Linked DNA regions of Homo sapiens: regions 1 and 3 are each linked to region 2. A link is a contact called in ENCODE Hi-C or POLR2A ChIA-PET data. All regions are on one chromosome and are shown on one strand. Each heading gives the region's core, a stretch centred on a gene start or an enhancer-like site at or near the end of the contact. The rest is flanking DNA. Distances are from core to core; before and after follow the strand shown.

What was found. A loop is a pair of places that touch in the nucleus more often than their neighbours do. ChIA-PET counts read pairs that join two places held with the same protein, here RNA polymerase II (POLR2A). Pooled maps may share reads with other maps.
Region 1: a loop to region 2 is called in a pooled map, with 7 times the contacts of the local background. The contact joins the enhancer-like site here to the promoter of FOXQ1 in region 2. A Hi-C loop is called at or near these places in 1 of 168 maps with a recorded cell type or tissue (naive thymus-derived CD4-positive, alpha-beta T cell), 1 of 37 single-sample maps with no recorded cell type and 7 of 50 pooled maps. POLR2A ChIA-PET finds 5 or more read pairs at or near these places in 1 of 52 experiments (PC-3).
Region 3: a pooled map shows a loop between it and region 2 (7-fold over the local background). The contact joins the promoter of FOXCUT here to the promoter of FOXQ1 in region 2. A Hi-C loop is called at or near these places in 1 of 168 maps with a recorded cell type or tissue (naive thymus-derived CD4-positive, alpha-beta T cell), 3 of 37 single-sample maps with no recorded cell type and 10 of 50 pooled maps. POLR2A ChIA-PET finds 5 or more read pairs at or near these places in 1 of 52 experiments (PC-3).

The regions. Positions count from the first base shown.
Region 1 is chr6:1,623,190-1,626,420 of GRCh38, forward strand. GMDS (GDP-mannose 4,6-dehydratase) reads right to left here. Exons shown (of 11, transcript NM_001500.4): 10 at 1,283-1,351; 11 at 617-1,042. The coding sequence ends at 980. Among named protein-coding and RNA genes, the nearest start is that of FOXC1, 15 kb to the left of the region's middle. RefSeq lists an enhancer at 1,299-1,408. Within about 2 kb of position 1,727, at least 7 of the 41 ENCODE cell types and tissues checked have a DNase peak (open chromatin) inside an H3K27ac peak, as active enhancers do.
Region 2 is chr6:1,310,292-1,313,984 of GRCh38, forward strand. FOXQ1 (forkhead box Q1) reads left to right here and starts at 1,807. Exons shown (of 1, transcript NM_033260.4): 1 at 1,807-3,693. The coding sequence starts at 2,414. The coding sequence ends at 3,625. RefSeq lists an enhancer at 2,261-2,977.
Region 3 is chr6:1,604,142-1,607,778 of GRCh38, forward strand. It overlaps FOXCUT (FOXC1 upstream transcript), which reads left to right and starts at 1,390. Exons shown (of 2, transcript NR_125804.1): 1 at 1,390-1,658; 2 at 1,875-3,217. RefSeq lists silencers at 109-528, 579-648 and enhancers at 1,950-2,450, 2,451-2,951, 3,309-3,637.

The DNA of each region.
Region 1 (3,231 bases), core at 477-2,976, 310 kb after region 2:
ATTAACGCTGATGTCGTTCAAGTGCATAGCACAATGTCTGGCATGTATTAGGCACTTAACATAAATGGCTGAATGAATACATTAAACTGAGATTTAAAAAGTGACCTAGTAGTCATAAGAAGAGGCTGCAAATAAGCACTGTGTAAAAGATTCTAGACCACAAGGAAAGGCACAGGCTCAGAGACCTCTAGGTAACTTGGTGGCTTTGCCATGGAATGTTCCAACAGTATTTGCTTACCTTCAAGTTTCTTCTTCTGACCCCCCTCTATTTCTCAAGACTTCTTTTTCAGATGGGTGAGAGCCCTTGGGTTCTAATTATAGTCAGCAGAGACCAGCCAGGGTGTGAATTCCTCCCTTCTGCAGGAACTAGGTTTCCAGAGTGACTTGTCACCAGGAGGGGGAAAGAAATGTCCCAGGCAAAGACTAAGGAGGAGGCTCGCCGGAGCACCCCCGCCCCCCTTAGCCTTGCAGGAGTCCTCCCACCAAGGGCTTTCTCAAAACAGGGCAAGGCCTGACCACAGCGATCTCATTCCAAGGCCTGGATTGTGGGGTTGTTTGGGGACCCCTATAGCCGTGTTCATAACTTGGGAGAAAACATCCACACTGACCCTGTGAATGCTAGTTCACAGAAAGACCATTTTTAATATGAAAAGAGAAAAACAATTTGAAGGCCCCACAATTTGTTGTGTAACAACATAATTTCAAGTAAAGTGAATGTGATTAAAACATCTTGATTTCACAAAGCCATTCAGAGGAGGCTTCGACAAACGCAAAGCGACCCAAACCCTGGAGGGTCACATCCCGGCTGCTACAAACCTCGGCGGGGCGGCCCCGCTCTTGCGGCCGGGACAGCGCAGCGGCAGCAGGGGCCGCAGGGGACCCGCAGATTGGCACGCCGCTCCCCATCCCCGCAGCGCGTCTGCACCGGAGACTCTGCGGGGATTGTAGCCGGAGGGCGGGCCGGGCTCCGAGGCGCTGCTCAGGCATTGGGGTTTGTCCTCATGAGCTCCACGTCGGCGTGCACCATCTCCCTCACCAGCTCCTGCAACACAGGGGTGGGCGTGAGGGAGGAGCTTCTGCCACTCTCTCCTGGTGACACCCCACCCCGGGTGTCGGCCCCAGAGAGGCCTCCGCGTCCCTCGTTCCAGCTCCCCTCACTTCTCCCGCACCCCGCCTTCCGGGCTTTGGGCATCGCAGGCGCCTCAGGCGCCCGACCCTGAGAGCTGCCGCCCTGCAGCCCGGGGCCCCGCAGCGGGCGGCGTGCGCCCTAAGAGATACTCACATCGAAAGCGACCCGGGGCTTCCAGTTCAGCTTCTGTTTCGCTTTGGTGCAGTCGCCCTGCAGAAAGTCCTAGGGAAGAAGAGGGGGAGACGAAGCAGGCGTGGGTCGTGGGGGTGGGGGCAGCAGGTCCCGAGCCCCGGGAACTCCCACCGTTCCGCTCCCTCTGGGCGCACAAGGCTCCGGGTTTCCCTGCTTTCGGTCCCTGCTGTGCGCGTTCAGTTGCGGCTCTCGGCGCCGTAAATCACTAGGTCGCGGTTAAGAATGTGCTGTGCGGACCCGTGAGGACCGTGACCGCGATCCACCCCCAGCTACCTCCACACCTCTTCTCCCCAAGGCGTCCCTTGGGCTCTTAATGCTTTTTTTTTTTTTTTTTTTTTTTTTTTATAACATGAAGTTGTCAGGGACGCTCCTATGAGAACTGTTTGGAATTGCTGCACTTCTCTGGCTAGGAGGGAAGTGAGTAAATCACCAGGCGCCCCTCCCAGCTGCCCGTGTCCCTGCGCCGCTCAGCTCCTGCCGCAGGGCTGGCCGCGCCAAGCGCGCGTCCTACCCAAAGCCACCAGCCCCGCGGGGAAGGGACTCGGGCTGTGGGGCGCGAGGCCCCAGGACTCGGGGACCCCTCTACCTCGGCGGCAGCGTGCGACCCTCTTTCTAACGCGGCCGTGGATGTTTCTTCCCGGGCCGCAGCCAAGCGCGGTTCTTCCTGGGCGGTGGCTTTGGGCTTTTCGTACCCACAGTCAAGTCAGTTCACGTCGCCTCCCGCACACACGCGTTCATAAAACGAAACTGGAGTTTCACGAAGCAATTCTTAGGCTTAGCGTCCAGGAACGCTGTAGACGGTCTATTCTATTCTACCCCTATTCTACTCGGTTCGATTCTGTTCCTAAGAAAATGCCGATCTCGACCCACTTGTACTTCCACGAGCGGAGCTGCAGCCAGCAGCTCTGCAGGACCCCGCACTGCCCGCCACCGTCCCCTCTGGCAGTGCCTTCCTCCTCCCGCTTTCCCCAACTGCTCCACTCGAGGAAACAAGGGCATTTCATCTCCATCGACTTAAGAGGCTTCCCTGGAAGGAAGGCTGGCTAAAAGAAAACCAGCGGAGAAGAACTTAATCCTGCTCTCAGCCCCTACTCACCAATGTCTTTCTTACAGCTCTGTGAAGACTGACTGACATGAAGGTTGAGATGAGAATTTCAAGATGAATTACAAAATAGGAAAGAAGGAAGAAAGGAGGAAAGGAGAAAGGGAGGAAAGAAAGGAGGGAAGAAAGAAAAAAGACTTTGAGATACATAATTGCTAGAAGTGAGATAAATATTTAGCTTTTGCATACACAAATGTACTCGTCAAATAACACATCAGATGTGATTCCTCGAAATAAACCGAACGCAAAGGCCGTACGAAAATAGCCGATCTTTAAAGGTGAGAAATACTCGATCATTCTATTTCAGCTACATACAAATTAAAGAACAGCCTAAAAGGAGTTTCATCGTGTGAAAGTAACAGCCAGTCAAGCTGCCACTGAAAGCCTTTCCTGCTTATTTTCTTCAGACTTCCCTGAAACTTGGCAGGTGGGGAATTTGTTCTAGATTCATGATGGTCGAGAGGGCAGGGGTGGGACCTGCTTTGCCCTGGGTTTGGAGCTCACCTTCTCTGCTGAGCCTTCTAGAGCAGAGGCTGTCTGGATCCTGCTGAATGTCTGCACCGTGGGCTTGCAATGGGGCTGCAGCAGTACACGCAGCGACTCTCGCTGTCGTTCTCATCATCCATCACTACTTTTTCAAACGCTTTGCATTTCGCAATACACTGAAGTACCAGTTTCCTCCCCAGAGTGTTAATAGTACTAAAACAAGTTATTTCTGCTGGCCCTAAAAGTCCATATACAGATTCTTCAGGAAAAGTAGAATACAAAAAGTAGTAATTAGCAATTTAACATAGCGCTACAAGGAAAT
Region 2 (3,693 bases), core at 557-3,056:
CTCGAAGAGGCCTCCCTTGGACTCTGTAGCGACCACGGGTCCCACCTCAAGCCTCCTTGGCTTTACCTTCCCCATCAAATAGTCATGTGCCCTCCTGCCCTGCCCAACCCCAGAGTTCAAGAGAGAAAAACATTCATTACGAACGCCTTTTATCCCTGGCCAAATCCAAGCCTCTTTACCTCGCTATATATATATAGATATACATATTTGTCTCATCCCACTTCCCTCTCCAGGTCTAGTGAACCATCAACTCCAAGGCTAGAGCTGAGCAGACCCCTCCAGAAAGGCTCATCTCCCAAAAAGCAGCCATTCCCCACCTGGCTCCCGAGGCGCATACTTAATAAAGTCAGTCTAATCTCCGAACGCGATCCTTCCCCAAATACAAAAATAACAGAGCTGTGGCTGGGGCTGTCATGTTGCCCGCCCCATTGTGAATGGCTTCAAAACTCCCTGAATAAAGATAAGAGAGGATTGTGTACGTTTTCAACACAAATGGTGGAAAGTAATAAAATAAACATCAAAGGTGAGCTCCCACCTACTAGCGGCTCCGTCGCTTTTTGTGCAACAAAGGCAGGAAAAAGGAGGAAACTCGGCGTGGCAGGGCAGCGGGCTGGAAGTGCACCTTCCCGGGGCCGAGGCGCCCGCTCCCTGGACTAATGACGCCGCGTGGGGATCACGCCCCGGGCGCCCTGGGGTGAGGAACGGTCCCCCCTTTCGAGATTGTCCGACACTGGTGCCAGTGAGGTCACAGCAAAAGTCCCAAAGGAATATTGGAAAGAAATGGCCGTGAACCGGTTTGTTCTTGCCCCCGCCCCCGGGAACACGCCCTCTCCGTCGTTCCTGTTGACTGTCAGATCCCGGGAACCAAGCGGCGGAGCTCGGCGGCATCTGAGGCTTCCGCAGGGACACAAGTGCAGGCACAGCCCAGCACCCTGCGCCAGACACAGCCGCCCCAGGGGAAGAGGAGGACGCTGCTGTCCTCCCGCAGGAGTCACCAGCCAGGTAAAGAAAAAGGTAAAGTAAGACAAAGAAAAGTGAAAGTCGGAGCCCATTTAGTGAGCAAGAGTAAAGGTCATCCAAAAAGGCGCATACAATTTCAAGCCCAGGAGTGCATTCATTAAAACAAGAGGAAAAGACAAGATGGTCCTTGAAAGGAGCTCATAGGAAGGGGCACAGCACAAGGCTCCCGAAAGAGGTCACTGCAAGTGTCCTGCGCAATTTCTGTTCAGCACCTCTGCAGTGACGACAGGGGTTTGCTTTCGTAAGCAGCATCGTTTTCACTACTACAGAAGCACATACGCCGCGTGCAGCTTAGGCCCGAGCAAAGTCCCTGCTCCCCTAGACCCAGTCCCTTCAGGTGTCCCCCTAGGGGAACTGTGGCGTGTCCCCCCAACCAGGCGCACTCGCCTAAACTGCGTCCCCGAACTCCAGGGCGCAGGGAGCCCTCGCGGGCTGCCCGGGGCTGGGGCCCACACCTGAACGGAGGAGCCGGCTGGCGGAGCGGCCCCGCGCGCGCACACACGCACACTCACAGACACGCGCAAACCCACAGCGGCGCGCGCGCTCCCCATTGGCGGGAGGAGGAAGGCGGGGCCGGCCGACCCAAAACAAACAACCTGCGCCAGCGACTTTGCCGCCGCGCTGCAGTGTGGCCTCCGCCTGGTGCGCGCCCGTTGGGGAGCTGGGGAACTGGGGAGCCGCCACCACCTCGGCCACCTCGTTCCCCCACCCCTTGCCGTCCGCGCTCAGGCCCCGCCCCCGCGGAGCCGCCGCAGGGTTATATTGGGCCGGCCCGAAGGTGGAGGCGAGACGCAGCCGCGGCAGGCCAGCGGGGAGATGCTGCCCCGGAGGCTGGGAGCGGGAAGGCGGCTGCGGGCGCAGCGGCCTCGGGGACTCGCCTCCGCGGGTGCTCAAGGCTGAAGGCGCCGGACCTTCCCCCACGGTGGCACGCACATCATCCGGCACCATTTCCGTGCCCCGAAGACGCCCGCGCGGGACCTGGGACCGCCAGTGAAGAACCCCTCCTGGGCTCTTTAACGAGCAGCAGATGCGCATGCTGCTTCTCTCCGGCAGGAAAGCCTTCTAAGCCCGGCGTGCTCGGGCACCCGAGGGTGGAACCGCGGCCCCTGCACACACTCACCCCAAAGTCTCAACGTCGAACCGAAGGCGACACCCACCCAACTCCTCCCTCTCCGCCCCATAGTCCACCCAACACTTGCAGCCCCTCCAGAGAAAAAGCCCAGCGGAAGAGGACTCCGGAAAAGTGACTATCTCGGAAGACCAGGGTAGAGCTCCCGGGAGAAAAAGGCGAAGATCCCCGGCCCCGGATCGCCATCCCCTTCCCTGGCACCAGCTTCTCTAGGCTGCGCGAAGGAAGAGGGTACGACGCCGGGGAGGGACTGGGTGCGCGGGCATGAAGTTGGAGGTGTTCGTCCCTCGCGCGGCCCACGGGGACAAGCAGGGCAGTGACCTGGAGGGCGCGGGCGGCAGCGACGCGCCGTCCCCGCTGTCGGCGGCGGGAGACGACTCCCTGGGCTCAGATGGGGACTGCGCGGCCAACAGCCCGGCCGCGGGCGGCGGCGCCAGAGATACGCAGGGCGACGGCGAACAGAGTGCGGGAGGCGGGCCGGGCGCGGAGGAGGCGATCCCGGCAGCAGCTGCTGCAGCGGTGGTGGCGGAGGGCGCGGAGGCCGGGGCGGCGGGGCCAGGCGCGGGCGGCGCGGGGAGCGGCGAGGGTGCACGCAGCAAGCCATATACGCGGCGGCCCAAGCCCCCCTACTCGTACATCGCGCTCATCGCCATGGCCATCCGCGACTCGGCGGGCGGGCGCTTGACGCTGGCGGAGATCAACGAGTACCTCATGGGCAAGTTCCCCTTTTTCCGCGGCAGCTACACGGGCTGGCGCAACTCCGTGCGCCACAACCTTTCGCTCAACGACTGCTTCGTCAAGGTGCTGCGCGACCCCTCGCGGCCCTGGGGCAAGGACAACTACTGGATGCTCAACCCCAACAGCGAGTACACCTTCGCCGACGGGGTCTTCCGCCGCCGCCGCAAGCGCCTCAGCCACCGCGCGCCGGTCCCCGCGCCCGGGCTGCGGCCCGAGGAGGCCCCGGGCCTCCCCGCCGCCCCGCCGCCCGCGCCCGCCGCCCCGGCCTCGCCCCGCATGCGCTCGCCCGCCCGCCAGGAGGAGCGCGCCAGCCCCGCGGGCAAGTTCTCCAGCTCCTTCGCCATCGACAGCATCCTGCGCAAGCCCTTCCGCAGCCGCCGCCTCAGGGACACGGCCCCCGGGACGACGCTTCAGTGGGGCGCCGCGCCCTGCCCGCCGCTGCCCGCGTTCCCCGCGCTCCTCCCCGCGGCGCCCTGCAGGGCCCTGCTGCCGCTCTGCGCGTACGGCGCGGGCGAGCCGGCGCGGCTGGGCGCGCGCGAGGCCGAGGTGCCACCGACCGCGCCGCCCCTCCTGCTTGCACCTCTCCCGGCGGCGGCCCCCGCCAAGCCACTCCGAGGCCCGGCGGCCGGCGGCGCGCACCTGTACTGCCCCCTGCGGCTGCCCGCAGCCCTGCAGGCGGCCTCAGTCCGCCGCCCTGGCCCGCACCTGCCGTACCCGGTGGAGACGCTCCTAGCCTGAGTAGCGCCGCGGGGCCCGGGAACGCCGAGTGCGCGCCGTCGGGGAGGCGGGAACGCGGGCCCGCGCGC
Region 3 (3,637 bases), core at 140-2,639, 290 kb after region 2:
GGAGCGGCCTTGCTTTTTCTGTAACGTGTACGTCAATTAAAAGGGCCGCCTGGAAGGAATGCGTAGCGGTGGCTGAAAGCCCCAGTCTCGGGTCACCTCCCTCCACTCCAGGAACAAAAGCGTCCGTGGTCTGTGCCTGGAAGTCTGAGAGGGTCTCCCCGATGGGGCTGTTCCCGCCCGGACCCTGAGGGATGAGAGTTGCAGCCTAGAAAACCAGGTGCCAGGCCCTGCGGGGTCCCACGCGGGCGGCGCGGTCTTCCCCAGGCCTCCTTCTCTGGAGACCCGGTTCCCAGGGGACGCTGTGCGGGGACAGGCGGAGCCGGCCCTTGGAGCCCGGCGCGGGCAGAGGCGCCGCGGAGACAACGCCTCCGACGGCAGGGGGCGCTCGTAGCACGCGCAGTGCGCGGTGCGGGCGCCCAGGACGGCTGCCTGGCCCCGGGTTCCCGAGGCGCGGGACCTGCCGGGGTGAGGTGCCCCCAGCCTGAGAGCCCCAGCCTGGGTCGGCCAAGGGGCCTCCGGGCTTCCACATCGTCCCTTTTTCTGCTGACGCTCGCGGGGAAGCGGCGGGAAGCCTGTGAGGGGCGGCCTGGGAGCAGACGGACCACCAGGTCACCGGCGCGCGCTGCCAGGCGCCGACCCACTCGCGAGGACCAGCGGTTCCCGGAGGCGTCGGCCCTCAGGTCCTCGGGGGAGGCCGGCTGCACCGAGCCGGGTGTCGGCCTTGTCCCTGTCCTGAGAGGTGCAAACACCGGCCCCGGCCCAGGCCCCCGGGGCTCCTGCCCAGAAGGCTCAGAGCTGGGGGCCGACCGCGCCTTACCCGCAGGAGGCCCGGCGGTGCGTCCGCGTTGGTGCCACTCCCCGGCCGGGGTGAGGGACGTCGGAAGGAAGGTCCCAGGGCGCAGGGTTCCGCGAAGGGAGCACTCGGAAGGAAGGCTGGCTGCGGCCCCGGCGCCTGGGTCCGCTGCGGCGCCGGGCCGGAGACCTGGGAACAGCCAGCCACCTGCAAGGTTGCAGCCCACCTCACCCCGCCGGCGGCTCCGGGGCTGTCTGTGGGTCTGTCTCACGGGGCAAAGCCTTTCTTCCCACACCCACAGCCAAGGCGCGTCCGTGCAGGGGCACACGCCTTCTGCTCCAGCCCCAGGAAGGCGCTTTCGCCCTGCAGTCCTCCGACGGCCGGCTCCCGCCGCACCGCGCACCCTGGCTCCGGCAGACTCTGGGGCCTGGGGACTCGCCCACCCTGCGCGGCGCGCCCCCCACATGAGCCGAGGTTGGGAGGCTGCGGGGCCTCTGTCCTCCCAGGCCGTGGAGTGCGGCGGCCGCTCTGAGTCCGCTGGGGACCTGGATGGAGAGAAACTGGGGCTCGTTCGCGCACACATGCACCATTTGTTCTTTCCGATCATCTATCCCTTTACGAATTTTATTTTTATTCCGGATTGTTAATGCAAGACGACAGTTTGAATCTCCATTTACCTCTGCCTGAACACAAGAAGCCCTGAGTCTTTTGAAGCCGGGCACCAAAGTTAAAGATTCACTTCCCGCATTCCCCATGGCCCCCTCTTGCAGCTTAGCTCGGCTCTGAGCCCCCGAAACGCCCTTCGAGGCGGGGGCTTTCCTGCCAAGGGGCGATAGGTGGGCCATCCCGAGGCGGGAACGATCAGGTAGGTGTTGGCTGGCTTTCTCCTGGGTGAGTAGTTAGGGGAACCGCCCCTCCAGGGGACTTAGATGACATTAAATTATCCCATCACACAAACTTCCCGTGGAGGTCTGCCCCCAGGAGGGCAACTATCGGATTAATCCAACCATGTAGACAGGCAATATGGATCACTTTGTCTTTAAAACAATCGAAAACCAAACGCTCTTTTCGTTTATTGTAGAAATTTTTCTACTAAGGACGGGGCTGAATTGGAGGGACTGTGCTGACAAATCCTCTACTTGAAAATCCCCCAGCTAAGGAGTATCTGCCCAAGGTCGCGGCCACCCAGATGTTCGGTCCCCACTCCTTCCTCCGCTGAAAAGTCGCACCGATGACTAACGTTGCCTGCCGGCCTGGTGGTTTGAAAACGAATGCCGGGCATTGATGCAAGGATATCCTCCCCTACCCCTGGGATTCTGGTCTAAGCAAAGGAGGCCGAATGGAGAACTAAGACAATTATCTAAGTAATCTAAAAAGCTCAAAGACATCCCCAAGCGGACCTTGCTCCAGTGGTCTGTGATGGCAGCCTAGTGGACAGTTTTCTAGTGGCCCTCTGGGGTTAATTGCCTTAATCTTCCACTCTGTCTGCCCCAGCAAAGGGAAAGATGCTAAAGCAGCTGTGGACTTGCAGCCTCCCTCCTGTGTGTGCAGAGCCCCCAGGAATCACTGCCCCAGTGCAGCAGGAGAAGCGCCTTCCCTCATGCCCTAAGCCTGCCTTTTCTGTTGTCCCCCAGCTCCTGGGCCAGGTGGAGCCCCCCCTGAAGCTGGTTTCTACCTGCCCTCGCCTCCCCACTGCAGCCCACAGTTCGGCTTTCAGGGCTGAACCCAGAGCCCAGAGGATGGAGAAGCCAGAAAGCGGGGAGGTAAGGGAGAGGGCGTCTAGGCACACCACAGAGGTGATTGGGCTGTGACGGGGACAATCCGCACAACACGAGCTAAGCTCACACCCCTAGGGAGTGATTTTTCCGGACTGCCCCCATCCCAATCTCCACCTCCTCTGCTTTACTTGAAAAAGAAAAAGAAAAAAGAGAGCTCCTTCTGGCTCCTGGTGACCCATATTTAGGACACCATCCCATCCCCCAGCACACACATTCCTACAGTGTCACCTGGTCCCCAATCCGAGCATTTCCTGGAGTGCTCGCCACATTCCCCTTCCTGGTGCTTTTCTATGGTGGGGCCAGGGGAGGCCTTGTTTTGAACATCGCTGTGACGTCACTCCCCCTCCTCCGAGCTAAGCACCCCTCGGTGGGCCCTGGGAATTGTTGCCCGGCCTGCTGGGGAGGGGCGGAGTGTGGGCCCAGGGAGGGTTCCACCAAACATCCATTACCGCTGTCGCCTGCGGGGCCTTCAGGCTGCAAGTACGTGAGGTGTCAGAAAAGAAGCCGAAGGGTTCCCGTGGGGGCTCTTCTGCCAAATGAGTCAAGAGATGTGCGGAAGCGGATGATTGAAGTACCCCGTGGAGTAGCAGAAAGGGGCATCAAAAACTGTAACCTGAAAATAAAAGCTTTAACCTGTTCCCCAAAAGACTTCATGCCTGCGTCTTAATGTTCAAATAACACCACTAACAACAAAAATGAAATAAGAAAAGTGCTTGAAATACAATCAAGCCGCTTACTGGAGGCTTGCTTCCGAGTAAGTTTATAAAACACAAATGCAAATATCTTTTCCTGGCGAATATCCAGAGCTAAACCAGTGGAAAGTTGATCTTGATAAAACTACGTCCCTCCATTTTTTCTCGCACGCCAGACACTAATTTCACAACGGCGACTTTTATACCCAAAACGGAGAGCTGAGAACACCGCTGCAGGTCGATTTGCAATTTACATAACAAGCTGTTTACACTTCACTGGGCCGATGGAGGGAGGAGGCAGGGAAGAGCAGGAGGCGACAGGCTGGTGGGGGAGGGGGCAGCGGGGCACCATTGCCTGTTGCAAAACTCGGGGC